Regions from separate parts of the Mus musculus genome. Here region 1 is linked to region 2. Evidence: chromatin contacts called from ENCODE Hi-C or POLR2A ChIA-PET data. All regions are on one chromosome and are shown on one strand. Each heading gives the region's core, a stretch centred on a gene start or an enhancer-like site at or near the end of the contact. The rest is flanking DNA. Distances are from core to core; before and after follow the strand shown.

Region 1 (4,365 bases), core at 808-3,307, 37 kb before region 2:
TGAATGGATACTTGCAAAGATGCTGCCTACGAAACAATTCTAAAAAAAAATCCCGACGAAAACGAAAAGAAGTTCCTAAGCCTAGCAATACGCGTCACAGAATCCAGAAAGCAGATTTGTATTGTCAGTGCTGACCCAATGCACGCCCCACCTACCATTGTAAAGCAGGAGGCAAAATCTACTAAACATTATCAGTTGAGTTTGCTTCTCCAAAACCCAGCACGAGGCCCAGATTCTATTAGAAGCTCAGCCGGTGTCCTAGGGAAAAGGCTCTGTGTAAGAGAGCCTGAAGCCTCAGTGCTGTGTAATAGTGACAGTATTTGGAGGGCGGGGGTCCTTTGAGATAGGTATCTCTATGTTGCCTTGGCTGCCCTGGAACTCACTCTGCAAACCATGCTGTCCTGTATACTGAAGAGATTCACCTGCCTGAGTGCTGTGATTAAAGACATGTGTTGCTGCTACCCGGCATGGTCACACTATTAAACAGATGGGAGTATCCATCAGTCACACACCTTCTTGCGCATTCTCAAGGGCTCCATTTAACAGACGGGAAAAGTGAGGCCGACAACGATTATGTCACACCAAGCTCCACATTTTTACACCCTAACCTCCCTAGGAACCGTAGCATGAAAAGCAGAGGCCAGTGTGCTGTTTAAAGAAAAGTCACACTTTTGTATATACACATACCCTTTCTCTTGCCCTTGTACGTTCTGGGCTATGCTCCAGGGAAAGGTGAGTCAGAGGCCAAGAGGGAAGTGGGCCACTGGGGTACAGGGAGTCACACCATGTGGCAGAGAAAGGCTCGTGAGGATGCAGGGGCACAGAGTCCACACTTCACAAAAGAGACCCTCAGATAAGCCCGGGGCTCTGGGATTAGTACTTCCAGATGCCCTTCCTGGGCACTGAACTGTCCTAGACACCGGGGCATGGGAAGCCACCCTGATCAGCACCCACAGACCAAACCAATACCCAACCCAGCCACGAAGAACTCTGCAAGTAAGCAAGCAGGCATCTCTGTGCCTTATCTTCATCCTAGGCCAGGTTCGGCCATCTGAAGACGGTGGAAAGGCGTTCTGAATTGGAAAGACCCAGAAGGAACACAGCAGAACCCAATTATCCCACGCCTTAGAAAGGCTGGAAAGCCCCGCGATTAGGCCCCAGATACACAGGTGTCCCAAAAGTCCAGACTTGACCCAGCCACCTAACCTCTAGGGAACTAAGAGGGAAACCCAGTTCCTGCCTTTGGCTCAGAGGCTGCTAGCAGAGCAGTCTCGTTGCACACCAATAGTCTTTACTCATCCCCAACTGCCCAAAACTAGCGTGGGACAGGAAGAAGGCTTCTGAAACCAAACCGAACCGGCCGCCGAAACCCCATGAGACAACGAATTCCCCGTCTCGCATCCCGCGGAGGGCCCAGGGGCTTTGTGCTTCCCGGAATGCTAACAAGAAAGGAACGCCAGCAAATTCGAGCCACTCTTGATCGACAAGTGTCTCCCAGGCTTCTGCCTTCCACTCGCTGCGACAAGGGGAGACATTCTCCCTACCCAGTAATGGGCCTCCAGCTGACACCGCGAGCGACAGCCTTCCTTCCCCACCCTGCAATTAGGCGGGAGATGATGGACCTCACCCAGGGCTGGGACCCGGTCTAGAGGGGGAACCCGCGCTTTCAGACTCCCGGGCCCAGGAGGCCCAGGAACCGAGCGAGGGGGTCCCGATAGCCTCTTAACGTGGCGCGCGCCCCTGCATCGGGCGGCGCAGGGTGCATTTCTCCCGGGGATCCCCATCTCACGCTTGCCGACCCAAGGAGAAGGGAGAGGACCCCAGCGCGCCCGCAGCCTCTCACCAGCGCGTCCGCCGAGACATCCCCCCGGCCCGGACCCCGCCGCACCCTTACGCCCGCCGGCCGAGCCCGGAGCGGGAGCCGGGCCGGGGTCAGGACTCAGGCTGCTCGAGCCGCTCCGGGCCCCAGGCGGTGCTCTCAGGCGTCAGCGTGTCTGCAGGTCTGGTCGCACGTTCCCAGGAACTGCAGCTGCCTAGGGAGCGCACAGAACCACTTTCCTATCTCCCGCCAAGTGCGTCGGCGCCGCCCGGCCCTGGCGCGCGAGCGCAGGGGCGGAGCATACGGAAGGGGCGAAGCGTACAAGACACGAGGGGCGGAGCCCGCGCGCCAGAACCCTAGGAGGGGCCTACTGTAGGGGCGGAGCCCAAGCATGGGGAAGAGGGGAGTGGTTTACCGGAGGGCAGAAACCGAATGTGCAAGCGGGCAGATGCTCTGTTAGTTGGCAATCTACTGTGTCCAGATACACCTACCTTAGGGATTCAATGAGGCGCGAGGCCTGGCTCTGTGTGAATCTTAGATAGACCCCGAGCCACACACATAGCAAAGACTGGAAGAACTGAATAGGAGAAACTTCCCGCCCAAATTGTCACTGCTTGGGACGGTCCAAGCCACTATCCCTAGAGCCCCCATGCTCCCTTTGACTGGGTTTGTATCTTTTCCTTTGCAAGCCTCTTGCTTCTTCAGCTGCCTCAGAGAGACCCAGCTCAAAATCCCAACATTTCTCTCACCAAACTTAAACCTCTCTTCTGTCCGGGTTAAATCTTTGTAACTCCATTTAGTAACGGCCTTCCAGATCACCACGCCAAGACACAGAGAGGCGAAATTAAGTCTTGCAGCTTTTGCTTGGGCCGTATTTGGACCAGGAACTCCCCACATCTTCCCCGACTGGGGTCTCCTGCCCATCTGCTTGCATTTGTGCGCATTTCCTCTGCTGAACTGTGAGCATTCTGGGATCCCAGCAGCCTTTCCTAGGAAATGTATTAAGCCCAGGGGGAAGGCTTGTTGGCTTACGTTCAATTTCTGATGGCAAGGGTTGTCTCTTTCAGGTTGTCATTTACTACCTAAAAACTGAGTGTCATCTTACTGGGACTCCCTGAAAGGATAGGAGCCTGGAAGAACCCCAGCCAAATGCCCTTTAGGCTCAGGCCTCAGATCTCTTTCCAAAAACTGCTGGCCCCTTTTAGACAGTACAACTCCGAAAACTTCATTTACTACAGAAGGATGAAGACTTGAAAGCTACAAGTTTTCACCTGGCTTAATTCAAGGCTTCCCCCCACCCCTCTCCCTTCAAAGGAGTTCATGTGGATCGCTGCTCTTCACGGCTAGTGTGCTTTACAGTGAGATCTCCTCGGGGGTGATTCCCAGCCTACCTTTCCCTAGTTCCATTATCTCAAATTATCAAACTTCTCCATGCCTGCTTCCTCACCTACAAAAACAGTTCATAGAAACCTTTGATCTTCATAACAACCCAATGAGTTATATGCTTGTATTACCCGATAGCAGATGGAGAAACTGAGGCACTGACTTCCCCAAACTGTAGTTCTAGAGTTTATAGTAAGGAAAGGGGTAAGGAAAGGGCAAATGGCTTTCCTCCTAGCATCTTTGGCTTGTTTGCAAATTAAATGGATAGGAAATAGATTAACGGGAGGAAACTCAGGTTTAATTACTTGCATATCCATTGGAGTCCTGTAAAATAATGACATCATACAAAGGCTCAGACGTTTGAAGCTTCCTGGGGTACAAAAAGGAATGAGGTCCAAGGACTTCTGTAGGAATGGTGGTGACACAAGCTAACTAGGGATAAGGAAAGGAATTATGTGGCAAACAGGTGGTCTTGTCATGCAGATAAAAGTCTCCCAGTTAAAAGAAAGATATAGGCATCAGCCGGTTCCTAGTACAGAATGCAGGCTAACGCAGATTTCCTTTACAAATGTAAATTTCTTTTACAAAAGGACTGCCTTGCAAAGTTATTTCCTTGTCTATAGTCCCTGCAGAATAACCAGGTCAAAGCATGTTGGAGAAGTGGGAGATTATTTTCTCCTACACTTTATTTTGGGGTACTGTGTACAAACCTTTAACTCTAAGCAATACAAGTACATGAATATGTATAAGGCACATATAAGTATTATATCACTGTTAGGTGGCTTTTGTTGCTGAGGGTAGACCTAGGCCACCCTACATGCCTTACTCAACCCCTGTAGCCTTTCTGCTGGTCCTATGATTATATTCTGCCTTTACCTGTCTTCACACTTGCCCTCTGAAGTCCAAGAAGCTGCTCCGCAGGCTGCACACACACTCCCTCAGATTACCAATCTCCTTGTGAGCAAAAGCAGGGCCTAGAAATTTGCACAAGGTAAGTGCCTGAGGCAAAATGCAGAGAGCAGATGCGGAGTCCACATGGGACCAGAAACTGGAGCCAGTTAAACAGGACACCAGAGCTAGAGGAGCCTGGAGATCAGGGTTGGGGCAGCAAGGTCACTCCAGTGTCACAAGGAATCTGGTGACCTCCACCAGTGTGTCCTCTA
Region 2 (4,595 bases), core at 1,767-4,266:
GCCTCGAACTCAGAAATCTGCCTGCCTCTGCCTCCCGAGTGCTGGGATTAAAGGCGTGCGCCACCACGCCTGGCAAAATCTTAATCTTCGTCCTGAGTAGTAGTGAATATACTTTTCTAATCAGCCATCAAAAAAGTTTTTCAAAAGTTTATTTGCCTTTAGTCGTGGCTTCTGGTAACTTAATTTTTGCTTAACTTTTGACTTAATTTTGCAGGTCATAAATCATTTTATAAATCCAAAAGTATTAATGTTTCTCATTCTGGATTCTGCAAGGCACAATGCATTTAGAAGAGCTTTCCCTGTGGTAAGATTTTTAAGTATATCCAATTTTGTCTTTTTCTTGGGCTTTTGTGATATAACTCCTTTTTATTAAGATTTTTATTAGGCCGGGCGGTGGTGGCGCACACCTTTAATCCCAGCGCTTGGGAGGCAGAGGCAGGCGGATTTCTGAGTTAGAGGCTAACCAGGTCTACAGAGTGAGTTCCAGGACAGCCAGAGATACACAGAGAAACCCTGTCTCGAAACAAACAAACAAACAAACAAACAAATGTATTAGCATATATTAATGTGATAATTCCGAGAATGCACATAAGGTACTTGCACCACCCTCTCCCTATGAGCTCCTGTGCCCGCTCACTGACTCCCTTCTTCCCAGACAGGTTTCCCTCTACTTTCATGTCTTTTTTTTTTTTTTTTTTTTTTTTTTTTTAAATAACCATAGTTTGGATTGCTTGTGGGAATGTGAGAAATGTGTGGTGATGCCTTACCATTGAAGAAAATGTCTCCCCTGTCCCAGCAACTTTTAAGTGCCCACAGAGTCTCAGGGAGGGGCAAGGCCTCCTGACCTGTCCCCTCCACGAGACAATGTTGACAGGCCCAATCTGTTGTAGGTCTTGTGCAGGCAAACGTGCTATGTATTTTCTTTTTATGTGCATTGGTGTTTTGCCAAAGTGTATGTCTATGTGTATAAAGGTGTCCAATCCCTGCAGTTACAGAAGTTGTAAACTGCCATGTGTACTGGGTACTGGGATTTGAAGCTGGGTCCTCTGGAAGAACAGCCAGTGTTTTTATAACTACTGAGCCATTTCTTCAGCCCTATGATATAATTTTTTAACACTGAAATTTACGTCCACTTGTAGATTGAAGAGATGGCTCAGTAGTTGCAGACACTTTGCCCCCAAGCCTGAAACACCCATAGGATGACGTCCTTTCTCTTCCATGAGCACTCAGTACCACATACACACAACAAACAAATGTAAATAAAAAAGAAATATATATATATATATAAACTATTTTTGGTCCATTTGAAACTACTCTGATGCTCATATTGGGTACCATTGTTTTTTACCTAAATTACTAGGCGACTGCACAATTCCAATCCATGTTTTAAGAGCTGATAGGAGAGACCTTCAATATACTGTTTCTTCTGAGACAATCTCCTATAATCTAGGTTCGCCTCTAATGCACTGTGCAGTGGAGGACGGCCTTGAACTCTTTAATGTCTTGCCTTAGTTTCCTGGGTGCTGGGATTACAGGCACATTGCCGCCATGCCGCTGCCTCTCAAATGACTTTTTTTTTTTTTTCCCTGTTCTGAGGACCAGGCAGACACCCAGGGTCTCATGCAGGCAGTCTATTAACTAAGCTGCAGCCTTAACCCCTTCAATGAAATTGAAAACATTTTGTCATGTTGACTTCACATGACACGGCTATTTTTTTGCTTGTTTTCTTTCTTTTTTTTTTTTAAAGATTTATTTATTTATTATATGTAAATACACTGTAGCTGTCTTCAGACACACCAGAAGAGGGAGTCAGATCTTGTTACGGATGGTTGTGAGCCACCATGTGGTTGCTGGGATTTGAACTCTGGACCTTCGGAAGAGCAGTCAGGTGCTCTTACCCACTGAGCCATCTCACCAGCCGGTTTTCTTTCTTTCTTTGTTTATTTATTTATGGTTTTTCGAGACAGTGTTCCTCCTGTGTAGCACTGTCACTCTCTCTGTAGACCAAGCTGGGGTTAAAGGTGTGTGCCATCACAGCCGGCTAACAGAGCTGTACTTGAACATGCTTGTTTTCATTTTGTGTACCTACAATGCTGTACTCTGCCTTCTCCAGTTTCCTGATTAGAACGTCACAACGATCATGTTAGTGATATTGACCTATTACTACACGGTGCCACAAAGAACCCAAACATCACAGTACTGAGATTTATATTTTTCTGCTTTTGAGACGTATTTGGGGTGGGAGCAGATTTCTGGGAAAAGTGAATACCCTTCTCTGAGTACTGAATTGCTCTTAACGGAAGAATACACTTCGAGGTAACAGTTTACTGTAGTTTAACCCCACCACCTCCTTCTGAAGGAGCAGTAGATCTGGGGTCCTGTCCTATTAGAATTAGAAATGAGTTTCCCTAAGAATAGGATAAGGTTTAAAAATCGGTAATAATAAGAATATTGAAACAATATTTGGGTAGCACTGCCCAACCATTCTCTTATTTTTTCTTCAATAATCTAACATGGTATACTAAATTTTGCCAAAGTGACGAAAAACACCAAGCGTGGTTGCAACGATAGCTGAGTCTGATTTGATGGCTCCCCATCCTAGGTTTTTTCATATTCTACAGGACTACGACAAATCCGCGCAGTCCGAGGAGCTAGAAATTCTACATCATCGCCAGGACCAGTTCCCAGCCCACTTCCGCGTCCTCAGTTTACCTCTGCCGACCTCGGGATTCCCACAAGGCTGGCCTAGGGGTCTCCAGAGCGGCATGGCGAGGCCGTCATCGTCTCCAGCCAGACCAACGACCTGGCGGCCCGCACAACCCGACCTCTCCTTACCTGAGGCCAGAGGCCGCCAGGTATCCAAGGCCGCGCGCCGAGAAGGCGTGGCTCCGGGCCCCGAGTGACTTCCGTCGTGGCGTGATGACGACAGCGCGACAGACGTGCTGTGTCTGGTGGCTGCGGACGCTGGGGGCTGTTGGGTAGGGGTTCGGGGCTAGCGCTGGGCTGGCCCGTTTCCCGGTAAAGACTGTATCCAAACTGAAGGAGTCACTTTTTAATAGGGAACCTATATTGTTCATTTGCTAGCAACTGCTATTAAAGACCAATAAGATGGTAGGTCCCCAGGCCGGGAATTCCGGCCTGCCTATGGGCGGGGACTGCTGCGGCAAGCCACGCCCCGGCCTGGCCTGGACGCAGGTTCCGGGCAGGCTCTTGCCGGGTAGCGATCAGGAGACCTAAAATGCCAGGTCTTACCAAAATTTAGAAGTAGAAGCTGGGGTAGGGAGTGGTGACGCGCCGGAGATGTAGTACTATTGTGGAGCTGGGGAAGCGTTTCGGGAAGAGGTACTGGCTTGGGCCAACGGTTGCCATGGAAACGGGAAACACGCTTGCTTCCGCAGAGGCTTCACTGAGAGAGGGCTGTCTGTGGCTTTGTAGTCAAAGCCTCTGCAGCCTCAAAACTTGGAGCAGGCACATGTAGGAAGCTCAGCAGTTTTTATTTTCATCTATGTCTTAATACAGAGCAGTATGCGTTAAGGATATTAAAATACACAAGTTTTAAGGCACTTTTCACGACTGTGGTTATGACGATTTTAGAAAGTGGGAAAGAGTGTGAAAGAGAACGATCTCTTCTCTCCCACTGAAGATCAAATCCAGAGCCTTCCACATCGTGAGCTGTACCATTGAGTTAAGTCTCAGCCAGGAAACTTTTCTAGTGGAGTGCTGCAGAATTGAATAGAGTGTGCAATTAAGGATGCAAATGATCAAGTGTGCAATTAAGGATGCAAATGATCAGGATCTGGACTTGGGCAAGTCACGGGATCATTCGGTACTGTAAGTGTACTAGAAGTGCCAGGACACCAGACCGGGAGCAGCTCCTGGAGCAGTTCTCTCACTGTACCAAGTTGCAGAAGGAGCTTGAGGGTTTTAGAGTCAGCTGCTCCGAAGTCCGGTGTCTGAGAAATGACTTGTATCTGGTGAACTTGAACATGCTGCTTAATTGGAGCATTTTCTACGTGTAAATTGAGGATAGATTCTAAAGGTTTATTATGAGGATTATGGATTGAATTGAGATGGCTCAGCAGGTAAAAAGGCTGAGCCTGACATCCTGAGTTAAATCCCCGAGTCCCACATAATCGAAGTAGAGAACCGATTTCTGTAAATTGTCCTCTTGACCTCTACAAGTATTCTGTGGCATGTTTATGCGCGCGCGCACACACACACATACAAATATGAATCTCAATCTCTCTCTCTCTCTCTCTCTCTCTCTCTCTCTCTCTCTCTCTCTCTTGCTCTGTTTGTTTTTTTTCAAGACAGGGTTTCTCTGTGTAGCCCTGGCTGTCCTGGAACTCACTTTGTAGACCACGCTGGCCTCAGACTCAGAAATCTGCCTACCTCTGCCTCCCAAGTGCTGGGAGGTGTGCGCCACCATCGCCTGGCCAAATACGAATTTCAAAAGGATATATTTTAGAACACTATGTATACAGTGTTCTGCCTACATGTATGACTGCACACCAGAAGAGGGTACCAGACCTCATTATATATTGTTATGACCTACCATGTGGTTACTGGGAATTGAACGCAGGATCTCTGGAAGA

The links. A loop is a pair of places that touch in the nucleus more often than their neighbours do. ChIA-PET counts read pairs that join two places held with the same protein, here RNA polymerase II (POLR2A).
Region 1: a map of T-helper 1 cell shows a loop between it and region 2 (2.0-fold over the local background). The contact joins the promoter of Mybl2 here to the promoter of Ift52 in region 2. A Hi-C loop is called at or near these places in 1 of 37 maps with a recorded cell type or tissue (T-helper 1 cell). POLR2A ChIA-PET finds 5 or more read pairs at or near these places in 3 of 5 experiments (all embryonic stem cell).

Annotation. Positions count from the first base shown.
Region 1 is chr2:163,052,327-163,056,691 of GRCm38, reverse strand. Mybl2 (myeloblastosis oncogene-like 2) reads right to left here and starts at 2,057. Exons shown (of 14, transcript NM_008652.2): 1 at 1,844-2,057. The coding sequence starts at 1,863.
Region 2 is chr2:163,015,774-163,020,368 of GRCm38, reverse strand. Ift52 (intraflagellar transport 52) reads right to left here and starts at 3,016. Exons shown (of 13, transcript NM_172150.5): 1 at 2,836-3,016.